Regions from separate parts of the Homo sapiens genome. Here regions 2 and 3 are each linked to region 1. The links are chromatin contacts, found by Hi-C or POLR2A ChIA-PET in ENCODE. All regions are on one chromosome and are shown on one strand. The core of a region is the stretch at or near the end of the contact, and the rest is flanking DNA. Distances in the headings are between cores, read along the strand shown. Region 1 overlaps PRKG1 (protein kinase cGMP-dependent 1). Region 2 overlaps PRKG1 (protein kinase cGMP-dependent 1). Region 3 overlaps PRKG1 (protein kinase cGMP-dependent 1).

The links. A loop is a pair of places that touch in the nucleus more often than their neighbours do. ChIA-PET counts read pairs that join two places held with the same protein, here RNA polymerase II (POLR2A). Pooled maps may share reads with other maps.
Region 2: a loop to region 1 is called in a pooled map, with 2.3 times the contacts of the local background. The contact joins two enhancer-like sites. A Hi-C loop is called at or near these places in 2 of 168 maps with a recorded cell type or tissue (Right ventricle myocardium inferior and heart right ventricle) and 4 of 50 pooled maps. POLR2A ChIA-PET finds 5 or more read pairs at or near these places in 1 of 52 experiments (BJ).
Region 3: a loop to region 1 is called in a pooled map, with 1.8 times the contacts of the local background. The contact joins two enhancer-like sites. A Hi-C loop is called at or near these places in 2 of 168 maps with a recorded cell type or tissue (PC-3 and heart left ventricle) and 4 of 50 pooled maps. POLR2A ChIA-PET finds 5 or more read pairs at or near these places in 2 of 52 experiments (BJ and H1).

What each region holds. Positions count from the first base shown.
Region 1 is chr10:51,242,638-51,247,367 of GRCh38, reverse strand. The region is part of intron 2 of PRKG1 (protein kinase cGMP-dependent 1); the gene reads right to left. Among named protein-coding and RNA genes, the nearest start is that of MIR605, 55 kb to the left of the region's middle. Within about 2 kb of position 2,352, at least 2 of the 41 ENCODE cell types and tissues checked have a DNase peak (open chromatin) inside an H3K27ac peak, as active enhancers do.
Region 2 is chr10:51,419,934-51,424,663 of GRCh38, reverse strand. The region is part of intron 2 of PRKG1 (protein kinase cGMP-dependent 1); the gene reads right to left. Among named protein-coding and RNA genes, the nearest start is that of MIR605, 120 kb to the right of the region's middle. Within about 2 kb of position 2,188, at least 9 of the 41 ENCODE cell types and tissues checked have a DNase peak (open chromatin) inside an H3K27ac peak, as active enhancers do.
Region 3 is chr10:51,403,692-51,408,421 of GRCh38, reverse strand. All of the region lies in intron 2 of PRKG1 (protein kinase cGMP-dependent 1), which reads right to left. Among named protein-coding and RNA genes, the nearest start is that of MIR605, 110 kb to the right of the region's middle. Within about 2 kb of position 2,671, at least 5 of the 41 ENCODE cell types and tissues checked have a DNase peak (open chromatin) inside an H3K27ac peak, as active enhancers do.

The sequences.
Region 1 (4,730 bases), core at 1,103-3,602:
ATAGATATCTAAGTTTCAGATGCACAATTAATTCCTTTCTTCTCTTGCATTTTTGAGTAACAAATGATGAGTATGGAGGGAAAATTGGCTCAATAAACATAATAATAAAAACTGTCAGTATACTTGAATCATTTTCCCAGTGCACCAAAAACTAATTGAGCTCTAACACACAAAGTTGACCTATAGGAAGAAGCAGGGGTTTTTTCATCTTCTTGACTACTATTCTTGTCTCTTTCACAGTCTTACCAGCCACGTGAGAACCATACATTTATTACTCCATTCATCTTCTTGTACAATTTACCTTCTCATACCTTTTCCCTTCTCTTTTCGAATTATGTCTTGGTCCCAAATCCAGAATCCACAAATGCATGGTCATGAAACAAATCCAGACCACAGAAATGTTGCTTTTGGGTCCCCAAGTTTTAAAAATGTTTCATTTTGTTAGCTGCCAGTGTTTAAGAACTGGAAGATATAACATACCTTTCCCAAGGTACATGTTCTTCTGAAAACTGGGAAGATTTGGTCACAGGGTATCAATAAGGGGCTGAATAGCAGTGAACAAGAGCTCTCCAATTCGCCACAGTCCCCAATTCTCCTATTCATGCCTGAGTCTGAGGCCAAGGTTCTGCCAGTTGACATTTATCATCATGTTTCTTTCTACTACTGTTTCATTGTTGGAAATATTTTCCTGTACCAACATCTGTCAGAAAAGTTGAAAAATGATAGATAAATCACCTCATTGTTTTTTTTTTTTCTTTTTTTTCTGTTGCTGTTTAATGCCAGGGGTTAGAAACATTCTGCAAAGGGCTGGAAAGTAAACATTTTGGGCTTACCTGGCCATACTGTCAGTGTCTATACTAAACTCTGCTATTGCAGTGCAGCATGGAAGTAGTCACAGACAATATGTGAAAAAAAATAGGCCTGTGTTCCAATAAAACTTCATTTACAAAAACAGGAGGTGGGCTGGATTTGGGCCAGAGTTTGTGGAGTGCTATCTCTCTATCTATGCTGTCTGGATCCTGTGGGCATGTGGGTTTGCAACCTCTGCTCCCATTTCTTTTCAGCTTCAGTTTCTATCAAAACAACTTTTTATTAGTTCCTTTTCCACCTCACTTTGGACTCGTTTATAAATGTTGATATTTGTTTCAAAATGGCTGTTATAAGATAATGTCAAATTTGTCTATTAACTTTCTGGGTCAGAGAAAGTCAGTCCATCTTGCGGAGCAGCAAGTGCAAATCTCAAGGACAGTGGAATGGTAGGTGCATAGCTATGAATTTGCTGCTCCCTTCCTCAAAACCTTTGAGGCTTCTCTATAGCCTAATAATACAATGGAGTCTGATACCAATGTACTGTCTCAGCCATATTTGTCCTCCCTTGCCCCACCTATGAATTATTTGCTCAAGCCATTCTGGATTGTTTGCTATTATCTAAGTATAACTCCTAGCTTTTGCTCTTCATTTCTTTGATCAAGCTTCCTACTCTCTAGTACAGAAGGAGGTTGGTTTAAGGGGAATCCAGTTCCACCCATATTATGAAGCCTTACTAAAATGATATGCTTCCCATGAAGCCTTCTCAAATTCCAACAGTTACAGTTAAGGTCTTCAGTCTCAGTGTTCTCTTAGCACAATGAGAACACTTTTTACTAGGTTGTATCATATGAGGTTGTTACACTTTTAGGTCAAATATTGGCAACCTAATATATATATTCTGCTTAAGATTATATCAATAAATTATATACATGTCTGTTCCACTCCTCAAAGGCAGAGACTGCATCTCATTCATCTTGCTACATGCCTGGTGTCTAACACAACACCTTGCTCAAAGAAGAGAAGTATTGAATTGACACACTGAATTTACAACATCTTCAGTATTAACAGAGTAAGGAAGATAGTGTGCACATCTCTAAATTACTTTTAACTACTGCAAGGAAGGCCTTAATTCCTGACCTAGATTACTTAAATTTATAAAAATAGTGCCAGGGTTTGGGGGAAAGGGGGCAGAGTTGTAGTTGAAAGATGCATTGGCACTTTGCTGGCTGCTGACATTCTGCTAATTTCACTAGATAACAGGGACCCAGATGTTGTTATATGATTAAGTCAGTTTCAACTAGAAATATTGTGAAAATCTTGTGGCCAGAGGAAGCCTCTCATATTCAGAGTAAAAAAAATCTAATTTAGTAAAATGTGTGATGTCTTATGGGCTGTCTTATATCCTTAAGTTCTTTTCAATAGGAGAGCAAAAGAGAAATCTGTTGGCAGTACAGTGCTTGCCACATTCCTGTTGCTAAGCAAAGGGAAGCTAGGGAGAAGAGGAAAAGCGAAGGTCTGTGAATCAGGGGCAGTAAAATTCTAATCAACTCTTGGTGTTATGCTTGGCTGACTTTCTAGAGAAGGAAAGGCAGCAGTCTGCATTGGTATATCCAAAGGCTCAGGAATGTAGTCCCAGTATTCACAAAGGAAAACGCTTCCACTGTGAAGTTTGCAGTTAAAAAGATACAATCTCGGTTGTAGAAAAAAAAAAAATGATAAGGTAACCTCAAGCAGCTGAGGAGCTCACAGACATTTTTTTCCAGTAAGTGACTATAAAACAGCTATAAAACGGAAAAATTATGACAAGGTATCAATCTCTTTTAAAAGGATAGTAGGATAATTTTTTATGTTAAGAAGGTTTTCATTACAAACATGCTAAAATGTAGTCTTTTTTTCCAGTAATTTGAAAATACATAAGTTTAAAAGTTAGGAAAGAAAACAAAAACCTTACTGTGTTTCATCCCTCTAGGGATCCCTTAAGGCATTTAGAGGTAAAGAGCAATTAAAACGGGGCCTTTGGATTCTTTGCAATAGAGACTCCACAGCAGGGGGAATTGGGAGGAGGAGGCAGAGTGTGTGTGTGTGAGAAAGAACCACTGAATGTTCTATAAATAAATATGATCTACTCTACATATCCCCCTAGACATGAGGGTGACCTCAGAAATGATATTGAGATTTCAGGCTACCTGCAACAAATCATTATCTTGGATTCACCTTGACAATATAAATGGTAAAAAAAAAAAAAAAAAGGAAGAAAGGGAATATTCCTACACTCAATTCAAATGCTTAGTTTCCTTAATTTCAATTTGCCACATAAATAAATGAAAATCTAATCAAATAACTAATAAGTTTTAAATAGTCCCATAGGTATTACATTTTATGTAAAGTATCTATGATATATTTTTAAAATATTTATGTTGTTCCTTCTTGGGAAATTTTATTGATTGTGTGTTTATATGTGCTCAAATAAGAAAAAGGTTATTTGAACATTGGGCCAAGAAAGATTCTATTGCTTGCAAAAGAAACAAAACATGACAACATCAACACAATAGAACAAAATTCAAAACTCGTTTGTTACATTTGTTAGGGATAATTACTGCACACTCTGAGCATCATTGGTCTAAGAATAATTTATTTACCAAAGCAGTAAGAAGAGTCTTTAGAAATTAACCAGGAAAATGGCAGAAGGCAATATAAGAAGTCAAGTAATACTCTCCTGCAAATGTAATTGTTCCGTTTCCAGCCCTGCTTCTCTAGGAGTATATCTACTGATATCTACCAATTAATTAGCATTTCCAGGTGCATTTAAGTCTTGGCATCAGGCCCATAGTCCTTGTTCACAGGTATATGAAAAGAGACCTTGCCAAATGCTCACCAGCACTATGGGGAATGAAACTGCCCATGCCATGATGGATTACATCAGGAAAGATCTATCTAATGAAGGTCTTCAGAAGCAACAAATCAACACAGAAAAATGGCTGATGTCCAGAAAAGGGAAAACAATTTCTTTAGGTCTCTGTACAGACGATGAGTCCAGGGAGGAGGAAGAACATGGGGAACTAGGTAGGCACCTGCACATACACCACAGCAGGGAAAAACATAAGGTCCGCCAGAGCAATGCCAGGAAATGGTGATCCTACACCCTGACCAGGGCAAGAGCCTTCTGCTGACTGCTCTGGCTTCACAGCTATTCCAGGGACTGAGCTTTTCCCATTAGGCCAGTGGTGGTGAACAGACCTGAGACTCTGCACTACTCTTTATCAGTTCCTTTAAAACATGTCCACATGTAAATAGTCCTTTTAATAAACTCTCCTCAAATTTCCCTGCTTAAGTCAGCTGTCTGTGTCCTGTGGGCTCTCTCACTGATACATCATCCAAGTCAGGAAAGAAAGGATGAACACAGTCACACTAAGGCTAAGGGGCTTACAATCCCCCACCAAAAAGCCTTCCTTCTAACTGATATCTACTAATTAAGGGGCATTTCCAAGTCCATCTCAATGTATTAGCACCATATCAATTCTTATTATTCACAAGCATGCCATTGAAGACCTAGTGAAACATTCACAGAAATCCAGTATGTCTACACCGGGTCTCCAGCCTCCCTCCAAATCTAATTCACTTTTTTCCAAGAGAGAAATTAAATCACTTTGGTATAATCTGTCTTAGTAAACTCAAGATGATTCTCAGTGATCACCTGCAACCTGTCTTAGTGTTCACTATATTTTCACTAATTGATTCCAGATTTTTGCTCATGATTGGCATCATCCCACCAAGCTAATTAATCTAAAAATTGGGGGATTGAGCTTCTTTTCAAAAATTATATCAACCTCTGGTCAATTACAATCTTCCTGCTCCTCTCCCATTCTTTGTAACTCTATAAAGTAACAAAGATCAACATAGCAATTGCATTTATCCCAGTG
Region 2 (4,730 bases), core at 939-3,438, 180 kb before region 1:
AATCTTAGTAGGGGTCATGTAACTGTTCCACAGTTATTCTTATTTAAATGTTTCATGGAAGATGACAAGAAGTACCTATATAGGAATATGTTGTAAACATGATCACATGGATATAATCAACGCTACCCTCCAAAGCAGTCTTGCAAGAAGACAGTTAATTTTAGGCAACAGTTCAAATCATTTTAACACAGGTACCTATTAAGATTATAACGCCATAGTTGCCTTTCCTTTTTTAAAAAAAATCTAAAAAGTTCTTGAAAGAATTTTTCTTTCAAATTACTGCTTTAGAAAATATTGGAAAGGTATCATATTTGAAAGATCTGTAATTCATAAGATAAAATTTATGAAATATATGTGGAAAAAATATAACATTAATATAGATATCCATGTATATATAAATAAAATGAATGATACTCTAGAATGGTCCAAAGAGAACTGGACTCAACTCTGGTTTAAAGATAGCTATGTGACCCCTGGATAACAGTTTGCTTTCTGGGCTTCAGATTCTTTTATGTTAAAATTAAGAGGGAGCAGAGTATGTTTTATCTTAGGTATTTTCCAACAATAAAATGCCAGAGTCTCAAATATCTGCAATTTGATATTTCAATTTAGGTACCATAATAGTCCAAAAGGCACAGAAGAGTCTTTGTATTATTTTTGGAAAGCATGGTCTCAGGACAATTGCAGCATAGGAATATTAAACATGACACAGCTCCAAATGTAGCAAACATAATATGGTAGTATAATTTAATATGATGATCATAGTTCAATTTATGCCCTATTTTTACCCTAAGTAAAACTACTATTCATTTATTTCTAAAATCTGCTTTTGGCCAACATATTTTAAATAAAAAATAATCACAGAAGATGAAATATTCCAGTGACCTCTGCGAACTATGTCCTAAAAATATTCATCTTAGCCTTCCAGATAAACCCTCAGGAGGTTGGAATAATAATGCTATAGCCATCATAATATAGATATTGCTTTGTTTATATTATTAATTGGCAATTGTTATTCATATTGAGGAATACCAATATATTGAGATCATTACAAGGAACAAATTTTCTCAAAAATTGAAAAATAAATTCAATCCCTTTGAAATACTTAAGTAGATGAGAACCACTGAGAGTCTTTATGGTGAACAGAAGGTTTTGTAGGAAGAAATCTGGAGAAAAAAAATCATCAGAATGAACCAGAAATAGGGAAAAGGAGACAGGATAGATGCCTATTTTTGGAAAAAGGAGGAACAAGGAAGACAAAGAGATATGAAGAAAGCAAATATCTCTTCTTCAACATTATTAGAAAGATGGTAGGTTGTTGTTTTAAATACGCAATTGCAAGTGCAAGAATGGAATTTATATTCTCAATGTGAAATTTCGAAGTCATTATTAAGAGAAAGAGATTGCGTAACTACTGCAGGTCAGGCTAGGAAGTCAGACATATCGAGTATGCTGATCAACCTGGTGTCATTTTGGAAAATCTCTTCTTCATGTGGAAAGAAGCAAGATGTCACACACTTGATTTGAATAGAGAAATATAACTCTGCTTGAACAGGGTGTGAATGGTTATTCTTTCTTCTTTCAGATCCTTGGGTTATTCACTCTTCAAACCACTATTATTTGGCTTCTATAAGTAAGGAACCGGTACATTGGTGTTTTTAGGGTTAGCTTCTATAATCCATTTTCAGAAAAAAAAAAAAAACCTATTTCAATGGAGATCAAGTGCTGTATACTTTGTAAAAACATCTTCACTCTTCAATCGCCCTCCCTCAAACCAGAAGCAGTGTCTGAATAATTCCTTTAAGTAAATTATAACCTAGCCCAGTTTTGATCAGATAAAGGCAATCATGACATTGTGGTACCTCCACTAGATGGCAGCAGCAGGCATGAGTGTGGCCCGTGAAGTGCTGGGTCACCAGGGATTTAAAAAACAAAAAAGAAACTTAAAAAGGAAAGGCAGGAGAATTTCAGCAGCAGAATCTTAGACAGAGGCCTGGAAACATACAAGATTCAAGATGAAAAAGGACAGAAACAAAGGACTAGAAACAGAAAACAATCACTAGAACTTGTGCTGTTAGGGCTGCTGAAGTTGGAGCTGACAAAGTATGTGAAGAGTCCCCCAAGTCTGGCCAAATTCACTCTGCCCTGTGTGGAGGAGCTGCCTGGAGTTGGGACATGCTTAGCAGGACTTCTCTGAGATGTTGCAAAGCAGAGGGGATGGGGCCGGCAACTGGCCCATGAAAACACGTGAATAATCAATGCAGGCACAGCTTTTCTCCCCTCTGTACTACCCATCATGCTAAACGTCTAGGACTCACCTAGCTGTGGCATCCTATGGAGTCCCCTTTCTTACAGAAACCTCACAGTGCCATCCTTTCCTAACTACAGAGTTTGGATCTCTTAACCAAACCAGAACACTTTGGAGTGAAACTATTGTGGTTAATAATCATGCCTGAACATCAAGCACAACTCAGGTTGTTTGGGCAAATAGAGATGTGTGGAGATCCAGTTCCTCACTTTCCTTCATGACAACTTTTAAAGCTCTCAGAGCCCTGGTAAGTAGATGAACTGAACTTGCCTTTTCATTATCTCTTCTCCACTCAAGGGTGCCTGGCACAGAGTAAGCAAACACTCTATAAATAGAGCTTGTGAAGTGAATGAGTAATGGTGGCTGATGCTGTCTTCGCATCTTCAAAAGACATTTGGTCCAATCTCCAAATTGTATGATTTTACAAATGTGGAAAACTAAGATTCAGAGAGGTTAAGTGACTTGTTCAGTATCAATATAGCAGTAAGTAGCAGAAACAGGCTAGCTCCTGACTCCTACACAAGTATTTTTCCATATCAGTGTTTCAATAGGGATCTTAGAATGAGTGGGCAACATAACTCAAACTAACAATTCAGTATCTTTGCCCTGTGTGAGTCAAGAACTTAAAGGAAGAATACATTACAAATCATTCATCCAAGAGGAGACATTATGACATGATGCTCTGGAGAGGGCACCAAAGCAAGTGTGCAGGAGACAGACATGGAGGATAGATAACAAAAAGGCGAGTTCAGTTCATCTACTTACCAGGGCTCTGAGAGCCTGAAAAGTTGCCATGAAGAAAAACGAGGAACTGGGGAAAGTGTCTCTCCAGGCAGGGTTGACCTGGAGAGATTATGACCTATCTAAAAGGTATCGGGGCCAGGCACAGTGCCTCACTCTTGTAATCCCAGCACTCTAGGAGGCCAAGGCAGGAGGATCACTTGAGGCCAGGTGTTTGAGACCAGCCTGGCCAACATAGCAAGATAACATCTCTACAAAAAACAATTTTTAAAAAATTAGCTAGGCATGGTGACATGTGCCTCATAGTATTAAATACTTGGGAGGCTGAGGTGGGAAAATTGCTTGAGGCCAGGAGTTCAAAGCTGCCAGGAGCTATAATCATGCCACTGCCCTCCAACCTGGGTGACAGAACAAGACCCTGTTTCTAAAACAAACAAACAAACAAACAAACAAGAAATAAAAGGCACAGAGTGCCATAGCTGCAGCACATGGCAGCCAGGTGGAAATACTGTTTCTTCAACAAAGACTTGTGATATAGTTTGGATATTTGCCCCTGCCCAAATCTCATGTTGAATTGTAATCCCCAATGCTGGAGGTGGGGCCTGGTGGGAGGTGTCTGGATCATGGGGGAAGATCCCTCAAGGCTTGATGCTGTCTATGTGATAGTGAGTTCTTACCAGATCTGGTCATTTAAAAGTGTGTGACACCTCCCCACTCCCTCTCTTACTCCTACTTTTACCATGTGAAGTGCCCGCTCCTGCTTCAGCTTCTACCATGATTGGAAGCTTCCTGAGGCCTCAGCAGAAGCAAATGCTTGCACTATGCTTCCTGCACAGCCTGCAGAACTGTGAGCCAATTAAACCTCTGTTTTAACAAATTACCCAGTCTCAGGTATTTCTTTAGAGCAAGGCAAGAACGGCCTAATACAACCTGAAGGTACAGATTTTATGTGAGATCTTCCCATGTTTTTAGTGTAAGAAAAGTTGTGAAACCTTTGTCAGCCAAATCAATGTATCTGTGGTTCACCTTTGACCTATAGCTACTGTGGTTCTCAGCCCCTAGATGATACCTCTGGATTTGCTGTTTTCACTGGTTTAGGGACGTGGGCTGGGCAGCAAGAATTTTCAAAGCACCCCAGGTGATCTGTGGTGCAACCATGATTAAGCCTTACAATTTAAGATACAGTCATCCTGGGCATCAACTGGGAGTTTGCTAGAAATAAGAAATCTGGAGTCCCAACAAATTCTGTTGAATCTACATGATTCTACTGAACCAAAAATCTTCATTTTAAGCAGATTCCCAGCTGATTGATTTAAGAAATCCTGCTCAAGAGAAGGAGGTCTATTCAGATAGTAATACTAATACTATGTCATTTAAAAGTGTGTGGCACCCACCTCTCAATTCTCTTGCTCCTAATTTCACCATGCAAATTGCCTGCTCCCGCTTCAACTTCCACCATGACTGGAAGCTTCCTGAGGTCTCCCCCAGTTTCCATTTGGCAAACAACCCAAGCCAATGCCAGACATAAAAACAGTGACTTTACTCCCCTTCCTGCTTATCTTCCAGACCTGCCCCCCAACATCCCAGAATGGAAGAGGAGCCTTTCATTTTCTTTTATTCTGGGGTTATTTTGTTTTGTAACAGTTTTGTTCTTGTGCCTGGGTATGAACAAGCATTAAAC
Region 3 (4,730 bases), core at 1,422-3,921, 160 kb before region 1:
CACCACTGTGGTATTCCATACAGCATTGCCTCTAACCAAGGCACTCACTTTACGGCTAAAGAAGTGTGGCAGTGGGCTCATGCTCATGGAATTCACTGGTCTTACCATGTTCCCCATCATCCTGAAGGAGCTGGATTGATAGAATGGTGGAATGGCCTTTGGTAGTCACAATTACAATACCAACTAGGTAACAATACTTTGCAGGGCTGGGACAAAGTTCTCCAGAAGGCCTTGTATACTCTGAATCAGCATCCAATATATGGTACTGTTTCTCCCATAGCCGGGATTCACAGGTCCAGGAATCAAGGGGTGGAAGTGGAAGTGGCACCACTTACCATCACCCCTAGTGAACCACTAGCAAAATTTTTGCTTCCTGTTCCCATGAAATGACATTATGCTGGCCTAGAGGTCTTAGTTCTTTCTAGAGGGAAGAAAGCTGCCACCAGGAGACATAATGATTCCATTGAACTGAAAGTTAAGATTGCCGCCAGGCTCCTCCTACCTTTAAGTCACCAGGCTAAGAAGGGAGTTACAATGTTGGCTGGGGTGACTGACCCAGACTATCAAGATGAAATCAGTCTACTACTCCACAATGGAGGTAAGGAAGAGTATGCATGGAATACAAGAGATCCATTAGGGTGTCTCTTAGTGTTACCATGCCCTGTGATTAAGGTCAATGGGAAACTACAACAGTTCAATCCAGGCAGGACTGCAAATGACCCAGACCCTTCAGGAATGAAGGTTTAGGTCACTCAACCAGGAAAAATAAAAACACAACCTGTTGAGGTGCTTGCTGAAGGCAAAGGCAATACAGAATGGGTAGTAGAAGAAGGTAACCCTCAATACCATCCACAACCACGTGATGAGTTGCAGAAATAAGGACTGTAATTGTCATGAGTATTTCCTCCTTTTGTTAAAAACATGTCGGTGCATGTATATAATTGTACCAAGAAAATATCTTCATTTTATTTCTTTTCTCCTTTATGTGACATAATATTTATTGACTTCATATCATCATTTAAGTATTGTTAACTTTATGTAATAGCATTTGGGTTGGGGATTGGTGTGTTTCCAGTTGTACAAAAGATAGTTGTTTTATGATAAGTGTAATTATGACATTATTGTCTCTATTTGAAGATTATGCATGATCTCAGGGGATGTGCATGGGTTCAAATTGACAAGGGGTGGACTTGTGATGGTTAATACTGAGTGACAACTTGATTGGATTGAAGGATGCAAAGTATTGATCCTGGGTATGTTTGTGAGGGTGTTGCCAAAGGAGATTAACCTTTGAGTCAATGGGCTGGGCAAGGGAGGCCCACACTTAATCCCGGTGGGCATCATTTAATCAGCTGCCAGCGAATATAAAGCAGGCAGAAAAACATGAAAAGACTAGACTGGCCTAGCCTCCCAGCCTACATGTTTCTCCCACGCTGGATGCTTCCTGCCCTCAAACGTCGAACTCCAAGTTTTTCAGTTTTGGAACTCGGACTGGTCCTCCTTGCTCGTCAGCTTGCAGACGGCTGATTGTGGGACCTTCTGATCGTGTGAGTTAATACTTAATAAACTCCCCTTTATACATATACATATTTCCTATTAGTTCTTTCCCTCTAGAGAACTCTGACTAATACAGGGTTACATGAAATAACCCATCTGAACATATCCAGTGCATTTATTTCTTGGCACATTTTATTCAATAAGTATAAGCAGAGAATTCACCTATTGTTGCACATGCTGAAATGAACTACAGCCATAGAAATATATAAAAACAGAAGGGTCTCATAAAAAAAAAAAAAAAAACAAACATAATGCTTATTTTCTTGCCAAGAAGCCTAGTAGTTAACATAATAGTTTCCTTTCAAAGCATCTTCTTTTTCCATATAGAGAATCTGGGTCTTCAAGACAATCAAACTGGTTTTTCCTAAGTGGATTCCATTTGCAGCAGGCCCCCAGTGAAAACTATCTATCTCCAGTGGGCCAAGATTAATCAGTTCTACTCTGGCTTCATCTCGCCTGGGTTTCATCTGCTAGTAAAATGATAGTACAGCAATGAGGAAGACGGTATGCCATGAAGAAAAAAAGAGTTTGAAATCTTAGCGGATCTACTCATTTCCTCTGCACCTGAGCCAGGCTTTACTTCCCAAAGAAAGAGGGGAGGAATGATGTATAAGCTCTTGAATGAGCAGGGAGAGGAACAGCTGTCGACAACAAATTGATTTCATTGGTTGAGTTCTGCAGCAGCAGGCAGTGGGGCTGGAGTGGCTGCGGGCTGCTGTGCTTATCCACCAGGGTAGTTAACATCATTAAGACAATTCCAGAGGGCCTAACTGGAGAAGTAGAGACAGAGGATCGCTGCAGAGAGAGGAAGGCAGAGAGGTAGAATCCTGATCAACAGGGCACTCCACGGGCCTTAAACAGAGAAAGGAACAAACAGCATGGTAAATTGCAAAACACTGCTTGCTACCCTGTCTTCATGACAGCTCTGTTGCCAGATGAGAGAACTATTTAGTCTTTTCAGGTCCCATTGTGTAGCTTTCTTTCCAGTACACTGAGTTCTCTGTGGAACTTGCCGTATCTCCCTACGGCTTATGCAGATGCTTTATGAGATGAACCCCACGTGGTTTCCACATCCATTCTCTGTGTGCAGGAACAGGGAAGTCTCCACATATTTCGGATACCTTTTATGGGAGCAAGGTTGCCTCATGCCAAAACACAGGACCAGAAAAGCAGGATGAGACACAAGCACAGGAAACTGCTGTCTACAAGAGCCAAATATTTGGATCCTAGTAAAAGTTTGCCAAAGGCTTCATTTCCTGCATATATGTGCCAGACGTAAATGTCTAAGGGTCAAATTTCCGATATGGTTTTAATCCAGTTCTGAAGAGTACATGGTTTACTTATTTGAAATCGCCTGTACGTATAAAAGAAGAAACTACATTCACGGTGTGGAGATCCTTCTATTGATGAATTTTAGCAGTGGCTATCTCTTTTATTTGACTAGTGGTATTTGTCTGGCATTGTTTGAAAATGCAGATGTGAAGACTTCTTTCAAACAGAAGTAACTCCTCTAAGGGTTAAAGGAAGAAAAGGCCTCATGTAATTCCACTGTCACCTTCTCTAGGATCTAAAGTACAGCCAGTCCCCAGTTTAGGATGGCTTGACTTGACTTTATTTTATGATTGGTTTATCAGGATGTAATCCCATCATAAGTCAAGGAGCATCTGTACAGTAAATTGTCAGAAATGTGCCACCACTATTTAGAATGATGGATGAGTGGCACAAAAATAAACATTATCCAACTGCCCTCCACTTAATGAAGGCAAATTTATAGAATATTATAATTTCCCAAAACATATATAAGACTCATTACCATCTTTTTCACCTTTTAGGAAGGCTTCATAATCAAAATCAAAATGTTTACTCATACTGCAGAAGTGAGAACTTTGTGATTTTTTTTCCTTAATCACGTCTTAAAAAGAAACAAGAAGAGTAAGAAAGTCCTGTGTTCACCATTTTCTCCAACATTAAGGATGGCCCCTTGCTCACCATTTATTTCCTAAAGCACTGCTTAAGTTGCATAGATGTAGAGGTGAGAGAATGAAAGGGCAGGAGAGATTTCTGCTCTCCATGGCCAAAAATGTGCATTTGACATTAATAAGTCCCTCATCCTCCATGATTCTTATGCGTGTTTTGATGTTGAAAGGAGAGCCTCTACAACATTCCAAGTACATTTAATTGGCATGATCTTATTAGCAGACAGAATTCACTCAGGGAAATTACTTGGCCAAGCTCTCAGGACACATAGGTGTTGAAAACAAGGATTTCCACCCAAGCAAGTATGTTTGATTCCAAAGCAAAATATCATGCTATTACCATATTGACTTTTGCATTCACAGATCAACCTTTGTCCATCATATTACACTTAGGTAGTTGATATTTCCACTTCAGGCCCAAATTAGATTTGACAAATTGGCTCAGTCCAGCTGGGTTTGTTTTCTGACACTGGCAGTAAAAACATTTTGGCCTCTGTAACATATAACCTGTGGATTCATGTCCCAGTTATTGTTTCATCATAATCTATTATCAATCTACAAAGTTTATGAATATGCATGTAGAAACCATGACACAAAGTATTCGCATTTGTTGAAATACTAAGTTAAGGAAGATTTTCATATCCTGGGACTTGTTAAGCATGTGATAACTTTCTTTAGACACAATGACGCTAACTATCTGAAATACTCTTGATGCAGATTTGAGAAAGTGTGAGCTACATCACGTTTGCTTACAGGGCCGTTCCTAATGGTACCAATCATCTGTTTAGTTTTCTTGGCTCTAACAGCACTATGCACTAATGTTTTTTAGAGAATAGTAAACTATTTCTAGAACACTGAAATTCAACAAAATGTTAAGTATCTGGGCAAAGAACATTCATAGCTTTAAAAAGGGAGTAGTGTTAACAGGGGATAAGAATCCAAATGGCTTTGTTACTACCTAGTAATGTTAATTTAAAATGACAGAACACTTTCAAAATACTTCAACTAAAATAGATTTATTTTTTCTTTTATAATTGTTATATGTCAATATATGAGATAAAGCACATAGATTACAGAAACCAAGGGATAGAAAGAAATTCGATGGTTTGTATAGAGCAGCAAATCATCCCATACTTCTACCTCCTTTCCTGTATCTTTGCCAAGTATTCTATTTAAAGTTCCCTGTGGGGAGCTCTG